Regions from separate parts of the Homo sapiens genome. Here region 1 is linked to region 2. Evidence: chromatin loops called from intact Hi-C (ENCODE). Cell type or tissue: IMR-90. All regions are shown on one strand. Each heading gives the region's core, and the rest is flanking DNA. Links, peaks and the distances in the headings are about the cores only.

The links. Hi-C counts contacts between places; a loop is a spot of excess contacts. Peaks named below come from ENCODE experiments on the same cell type or tissue, not always from the same donor. Only the 100,000 strongest peaks of a DNase experiment are listed, where the experiment ranks them.
Region 1: it touches region 2 in a loop (5-fold over the local background); 3 of 110 quality-filtered maps call a loop at or near these places.

The regions. Positions count from the first base shown.
Region 1 is chr10:28,733,352-28,736,962 of GRCh38, forward strand. No RefSeq gene overlaps it. Among named protein-coding and RNA genes, the nearest start is that of LINC01517, 8.5 kb to the right of the region's middle. In IMR-90, for the core only: no CTCF peak of the experiment used is centred there; a DNase peak (open chromatin) is centred at 1,800; H3K27ac peaks cover 498 bases.
Region 2 is chr10:28,840,951-28,844,561 of GRCh38, forward strand. No RefSeq gene overlaps it. Among named protein-coding and RNA genes, the nearest start is that of C10orf126, 3.7 kb to the right of the region's middle. In IMR-90, for the core only: no CTCF peak of the experiment used is centred there; DNase peaks (open chromatin) are centred at 841 and 1,561; H3K27ac peaks cover 470 bases.

The DNA of each region.
Region 1 (3,611 bases), core at 751-3,250, 110 kb before region 2:
TCTATCTATCATCTATCTATCTATCTATCTATCTATCTATCTATCTATCTATCTATCTATCTATCTAATCTATCATTTATATCTATTATCTATCTATCTATCTATCTATCTATCTATCTATCTATCATCTCATAAGTTAATTTTTGAGTATGTAATCCATTCACACCCAACAGGTATGGAAAAGAAGGGTATTTTTTCCTATGATTAGCTCTTTGATATACTTACTATTTTTATAATTCTTTCTTTCAAATTTATTTCTGCTTTTATTTGCTGTTTATTCTGCCTGCTTTTTCCTATGATTAGCTCTGTTATATACTTATTAGTTTTATAATTCTTTCTTTCAAATTTATTTCTGCTTTTATTTACTGTTTCTTCTGCCTGCTTTTTCCTGATTTAGATGCTTTATTTATTTCAATTCTTCTTGTATGCATTTAAGGCTACACATTTCCCTCGTAGCACTGCTTTGGATGTCCTTTGTGCATATCATATGGCTTCATTAGCTCTTTAGAATCATTCACAAAGCCTCTTCTCAAGGCATGAGCCTGTCACCAGGCTAAATCAGGACAGATTTAAGTCATGAACCAGGGTCAATGCTCATCTTGTTCCTCAGCCCTTACCTAGGGAGTTACCTGTGTGCTTCTCCTTCTGCCCTCAGGGAGAATTCTCTCTCAGGGACCTCATTGTCCTGTTAAGCCCATCAGATATATTTAAATGATTTTGAATAGCAAGGGGAAAAGATCTCTTTCTCTGCAAGAGTCTTCCTGTTCCTATGTAAATTCCTGGGGCAAATAGGTGAGTGGGCAGAAGAATTCTGTCCAACTCCACTCACAGCACTCATAGTCCAAATCCCAGTAGGTTGGGGTAGTGGCTGTTGAAGAACCCCACCTCACCCCTAGAGCTGCTGCCCATGTATCCTCTTGCACCTACATTATTTCATTTAAGCTTCATGATGATTTTGCAAGGTAGTAATTTCAATCCCCATTTTCACAGACAGATACAGGTGCTTAAGAAGATAAAACAACTTACATGTGTTTACACAGCAAGTGCCAGAAATGGGATTCAAACTCAGGCCTGCTTTCAAATATGGACCTCTTCCACTCTACCAGGATGCCGTCCCAAATTTTTTTTTTTTTTTTTGGTTTTGAGACGGAGTTTCACTCTTGTTGCCCAGGCTGGAGTGGTTTGATCTTGGCTCAGTGCAACCTCTGCCTCTCGGTTTCAAGCGATTCTCCTGCCTTAGCCTCCTGAGTAGCTGGGACTACAGGTGTGCATCACCACCCCTGGCTAATTTTTGTATTTTTAATAGAGACGGGGTTTCACCATGTTGACCAGGCTGGTATTGAACTCCTGACCTCAGGAGATCTGCCTGCCTTGGCCTCCCAAAGTGCTGGGATTACAGGCGTGAGCCACCGCACCCAGCCAACCTTCCCAAAAGTTTTAATACTCATGCTTCAGTTATGCAATTGTGTCAGGAAGTGATGCATCCTTTCTAAATTATGTTTTGAGATAATCAAAGCTTAGCCTTTTAAGCACCAACATTTTGTAAACTTTTGTAGACAAAAATATTCGTAGAATGTGTTACATATTTTTCACTTTCTTAAACAGAGCATGCTGGACAGATTTTAAACTTTGCTTGATGATTCATGTCATGTTTAAGAGCATCAATTATTATGTAATGCCATATTATAGGGAGTTTAAGTATCTTGCCCAAGGCTAGACAGCTGTTAAATGGGGAAACTGTTCAAATGCAGGCAGTCTGGCTACAGAGCCCATGTTCTTAGCAACTATGCTATCATGCCTCACCAAGTGCTCAAAAGAATTAGAGATCGCTGTGGGCTGGAGATGAGTCGTCCCAATAGTATTGGTTGCTCTGGCAAAGAGCAGGGAGGCAGAATCTGAAGCCATCCAGCAAACTTAGCAGGGGTGGAGATCAGGGTCCACTTTGCTGACATTTCAGAATAGAGAAATGCCATGTCATAGCAAAAGTCCAGGAAGAACCAGATCAGAGATAGAGGGGTGAAACAAAAAGTGGATATTGGCCAAGTGTGACTCATGCCTCTAATCCCAGTGCTTTGGGAGGCTGAACTGGGAGGATTGCTTGAAGCCAGGAGTTCGAGACCAGCCTGGGCAACATGATGAGACCCTGTCTCTATAAACAATTTTTACAAAGAAAATATTAGCCAGGCATGCTGGCATGCACCTGTTGTCCCAACTACTCAGGATCCTGAGGCAGGAGGATCGCTTGAGCCCAGGAGTTTGAGGCTGTAGGAAGCCATGATTGTGCCACTGCACTCCAACCTGTGTGACAGAGTGAGACCCTGTCTCTAAAACAAAACAAAACAAAACAAACAGACAAACAAACAAAACCCAAAACATGACTATCAAGGAATCTATGCATAAGAACCTGAGATGAAAATCACATGTTAGAGTTTCTTGTGGGAGGAGGAGTGCTGATAAATGGCACCTGTTTTTCCTGCTCAAGTTCTGAAAAACCTGACAGGTCCAGAGTAGCAGATGGGCCACAGTTCTCCTTTATTTTTGTTCAAGGTTAAATTGGAAGCCATAGCTCACTGCAAGAACCAAATGGACCTGTGAAGTAATTCCAAAATTCAACATACTTACCCCACACTCATGTAGGCACTGGACCAGGTAAAACTTACAGCATGGAGAAACAGAGGACTCTTGGTGCTTGCAGTTAAGTTCACTTCCAAGAGGGAAAAGGGTGTAGCTGATCCAAGAATGCCTATGACCATAAGAAGTACATTGCCCGATGTGCAGCAAGTCAGTATACCAACACTGAGGGTTGCAGCAGAGAAAGAGGTTTAATCGTAAGGCCGCTGAACAAGGAGACAGGAGGAAACCTCAAATCCACCTCCCCAAGGAGTTTGGGGCTAGGAATATACATAAATGCAAGTATAGGACTTGCATTTATATATATTTCTATATTCCTATATTTGCATATATGTATAATATATATATTATATATATAAAAATGGAAGTTAGGACTCTCTCTCTCTCTCTCCGTAGGTCTTGCCTTCCTCCCACCTCAGTCTCCCGAGTAGCTGGGACTACAGGTGTGTACCACCATGTCTGGCTAATTTTTTATTTTTTGTAGAGATAGGGGTCTCACTATGCTGGCGTGGCTGGGGGGCCAGGGATTTTAATGGGTTTAGAGTGGATTGAGCTGTAGGGATTTTTCATGGGTTGAAGAGTGCAGGGTGAAGTCATAGGATGGGGTGATGAAGAAGCTATTTTCATGCGGACTCGGTTCCTCTGTGGGGTCTTCAAACTGGTTTGTGTCAGCCGTTTCACTAGAATGCAGGGTCTGAAAAGCATCTTAAGTAATTCTTAAACAAAAGCTTTATGATTCTATCATCAGAGATCCTATCTACAGGAACAGTGGGGATGCAAAAGGTCTGTATCTGGTGCTATGTGACTTTCAGTTACATGGAAGTGGGCAAAGTGCAGCCTGATGAATGCTTAATTGTAACCTTATTTCTGTCCAGAACCTGCCATGGAATTCTTGTTAACCCTGTGATGATGGTTTCATGCCCAGTATATTCTTCTCAGAAAAGTGTTTCTACCTCCTCTTAGACAGAGTGAATAAGAGA
Region 2 (3,611 bases), core at 405-2,904:
TTAATAATTAAATAACTTTTCATCGCCTGAAAGCTCCAAGCTGGTTGACTGCGGATAGTTAAGTGTTTATCTTTTGTTGCTTCTGGGTAGCACATCTTACTGCTCCTGCGTGCTTTTGAGTGGTAGAAAAAAGTCAGTGTTAGCATCAAACATTAACCCTGTGACCTGCTTGTTTATATGCCTACTGTAACATGGCTTTGCTTGAATTTCTGAGGTTAGTCAAAGCAAATATCTGTACAATCTTGAGACGACTGCACATAAACTAAAACATCTTTTGTCAAGATTGCCAGTAATACATTCCTTCAGACCAAAGCCTTAAGGAAAACTAGCTACTGATATTAATGGAGGGAATTTCTTAAAAGCTTAAGAGGAATTATAGGACTTTAGTACCACCTCCCATTTACCACTTTATCCTGAAAGATGTGGGGTGGAGGTCCTCCCGCTGGCTCAACTCAAGTGCCTTGTAGGGTTGTTGCTACAAGGAGGCACTGTTGTGTGAAAACTAACTGTGCTTTGTGTTTGTTAAACTTAAATATTCTAAAATAAGCATTCGTTTTGTTTGTCCATCAGGCAAAGTATGGGGCAGCATGAAACAGAAATATCTGGTTTCAAATAAATTGTATATGCTAAATTTTCACTGTGTATGTGAATCTAATTATAAGACAAAGCTATATAAGACATTCAGCAAGCTGTTTTCTAGGGATGATATTAGGTAAAACCTTAGAAATCACACTGATTTTTTTCCCATTCTAAAAAAAAAAAAAGCATTTTGGCTCGGTAGCATAATACCCATCTTTCCAGGATGAATCATTTCTATTTTAGAGGTTGAGAGAAATCTGATCCACATTAAAAGAAAGGCCAGTCACTAACTACTCCAGAAATCATATAAATAGATTGTTATGGGCCAGGCGCAGTGGCTCATGCCTGTAATCTGCACTTTGGGAGGCCTAGGTGAGAGGATTGCTTTAACCCAAGACTATGAGACCAGCCTAGGCAACATAGAACTTGTCTCTACAATAAATAAATCAATTAGCCATGCAAGGTAGTGTGTGCCTGTGATTCCAGATACTCAGGAGGCTAAGGCGGGAGGATTGCTTGAGTCAGGGAGGTTGAGTCTGCTGTGAGCTGTGATTGTGCCACTGCATGCCAGCCTGGGTGGCAAAGTGAGATCCTGTCTATAAATAAATAGTTTGTTGTTAACGGTTGGCTTCAGTATTTGGAAAGAAAAGTTTAAAAAAATTTAATAAATGTTGTGCCCTCCATATCAATTGTTAATGACAACACTCTGTGCCATATTGTAGAAGATAAAATCATTCATTCTAGGTCTGAAGCTCTGTCAATAAAGCAAATTCACATTCTCCACAGTGGGCAACAGTGGGGTACTTTCTATTTTTGGAGGCATGGCTGAACTCAAGAACCCCTGTTGTAATCCCCAGAGTCCCTTTTTCCCTAGGGATTTGTCCCTAGTTGTTCACAATGTTTCCATGCCAAGCAACAGAAGGGATTTCCTTAGAGATCTTCATACTGAAACAAACCATAGACAAATTCCTATTATTGAGTCATGGCTTTGGTTTACTCATCAGATCTCCAGCACAGGACCCTGAAGTCTCTATCTTGTGCCTATCACTTTGTGGGTTTTGTTTCTCTAGCGTGCTAGAGAAAGCGTTTTTGATTCAAATCAGCATAAACTGCTGCTAGGAAAGAAAGCGTCCCTTCTTTATTTGCAGTTTGGTAGCCAGGGTGCTTGCTGATTTAGCCTCATGCAGAATATATAATCCCTTCCTTTGTTCTTAATACATTTGCTGTGCCTCAATAATGAAAATTTCTACTTTATATTTATAGTAATCTGTTTATTTGCCCTCTTCCCCTACTATATATATATATGTGTGTATATATATGTGTATATATATGTGTATATATATATGTGTATATATATATGTGTGTGTATATATATGTGTGTATATATATGTATATATATGTGTATATATATATGTGTGTGTATATATATATATATATTTTTTTTTTTTAGACAAGAGTCTCTCTCTGTTGCCTAGGCTGGAGTGCAGTGGTGAGATCTCAGTTCACTGCAACCTCCACCTCCTGGATTCAAACAATTCTCCTGCTTCAGCCTCCTGAGTAGCTGGGATTACAGGTACCCGCCACCACACCTGGCTAATTTTTGTATTTTTAGTAGAGACGGGGTTTCACCGTGTTGGCGAGGCTGGTCTCGAACTCCTGACCTCAAGTGATCTGCCCTCCTCAGCCTTCCAAAGTGCTGGGTTTACAGGCCTGAGCCACTGTGCCTGGCCTCCCTCTACTATATTCTAGCATCTTCAGGATGACATAATTTCTCATTCCATTTAAAATCTTCCATAGTATAACCACAATACTTTACACACAGTAGGCTCTTGAAAAATTCTGTTGAATCAAAAAATGGATTAAAAATGATTGCTTCATACTAGTAGACTTTCTTCCTTATTAGTAATTTTAAAAGACGGTCACCCTGTTTTGATGCCTTATCACATTGGAAAGGGTGCATTAACAGAAAGAGGCCCCTATTCCTCAGTGGCTGGGGTTCAGAGAGTCCAGATGCTTCTTCTCCATTCTGATTAGGTCATATTTTATTCTGAACATAACCCACTTTGAACTGACATTCAAAAGCCCCTTCTCTCTTCCATTTCTGCCCTTTTTCTCCTTGCCCATCTATCCTTCCTTCATATTGCTGCAGCTTCTTGTGGTTGAGACCTGTTCTTGTCTCTATCGATAGATTCTTGCAGTCTTCAAATTGGAGCCTAAAAAAAAAAGACTGCACTTTTTTTTGTTGTCGTTATTGCCATGGTAATCTGCAACACAACAGCTTCTGTATTATCGTGCTCAATGACTCTATCTCTACCAAGAAGAGGATGAAAGGAATTCAATATAAACATAATCAATAATAAACATAATAATAAAGTAAATTATATAGACTGTCAGAAGATAATAAATGCCATGCTGTCCAAAATGAAAGAAATAACAAAGAAAAGGAAGAGTGTAGGGCAGGATAAAGGAATAGTGTGTTTGAGGAAGGAGCTAAAGTTGTGAGTTTAAATAGGATGATGAGAACTGGCTTATGACAATATGAGATCATGAGATTTGAATAAAGTCTTAGACAGGGAGAGGAAGTGAGCCGTGTGGATCTTTGACGGCATGATGTTCAGGCTGAGGAAAGGAAGGAGCCTGGAGGTTGACTGAGGAGCAGAAGGGAATTGCTGTGCTGGAGCTGGGATGGTAGGAGCTGAGACTAGAGAGGTCACAGAAGCCTGAATCACATGGAATAGATGATAAGGGGCAAGGTATAGGAGCAGGGGGGCCTTTCAGGAGGCCAGAGCAGTCCTCCAGATGGTATTGGGATCAGAACAAGAGCAGTAAAGGCAGCCTCCAGGAGGCTAGAGCAGTCCTCCAGATGGTATTGGGATCAGAATAAGAGCAGCAAAGGCAGTGAGAAGTTGTCAGAATCTGGATGTGTTTTGAAGAAAGAGACAAGGGATATTCTTGATGAATTGGATGTAGGATAGGGGAGAAAGAGAGGAGTCAAGGATGAATCCAAGAAGTGTTCTGTTTTAGGCCACAAG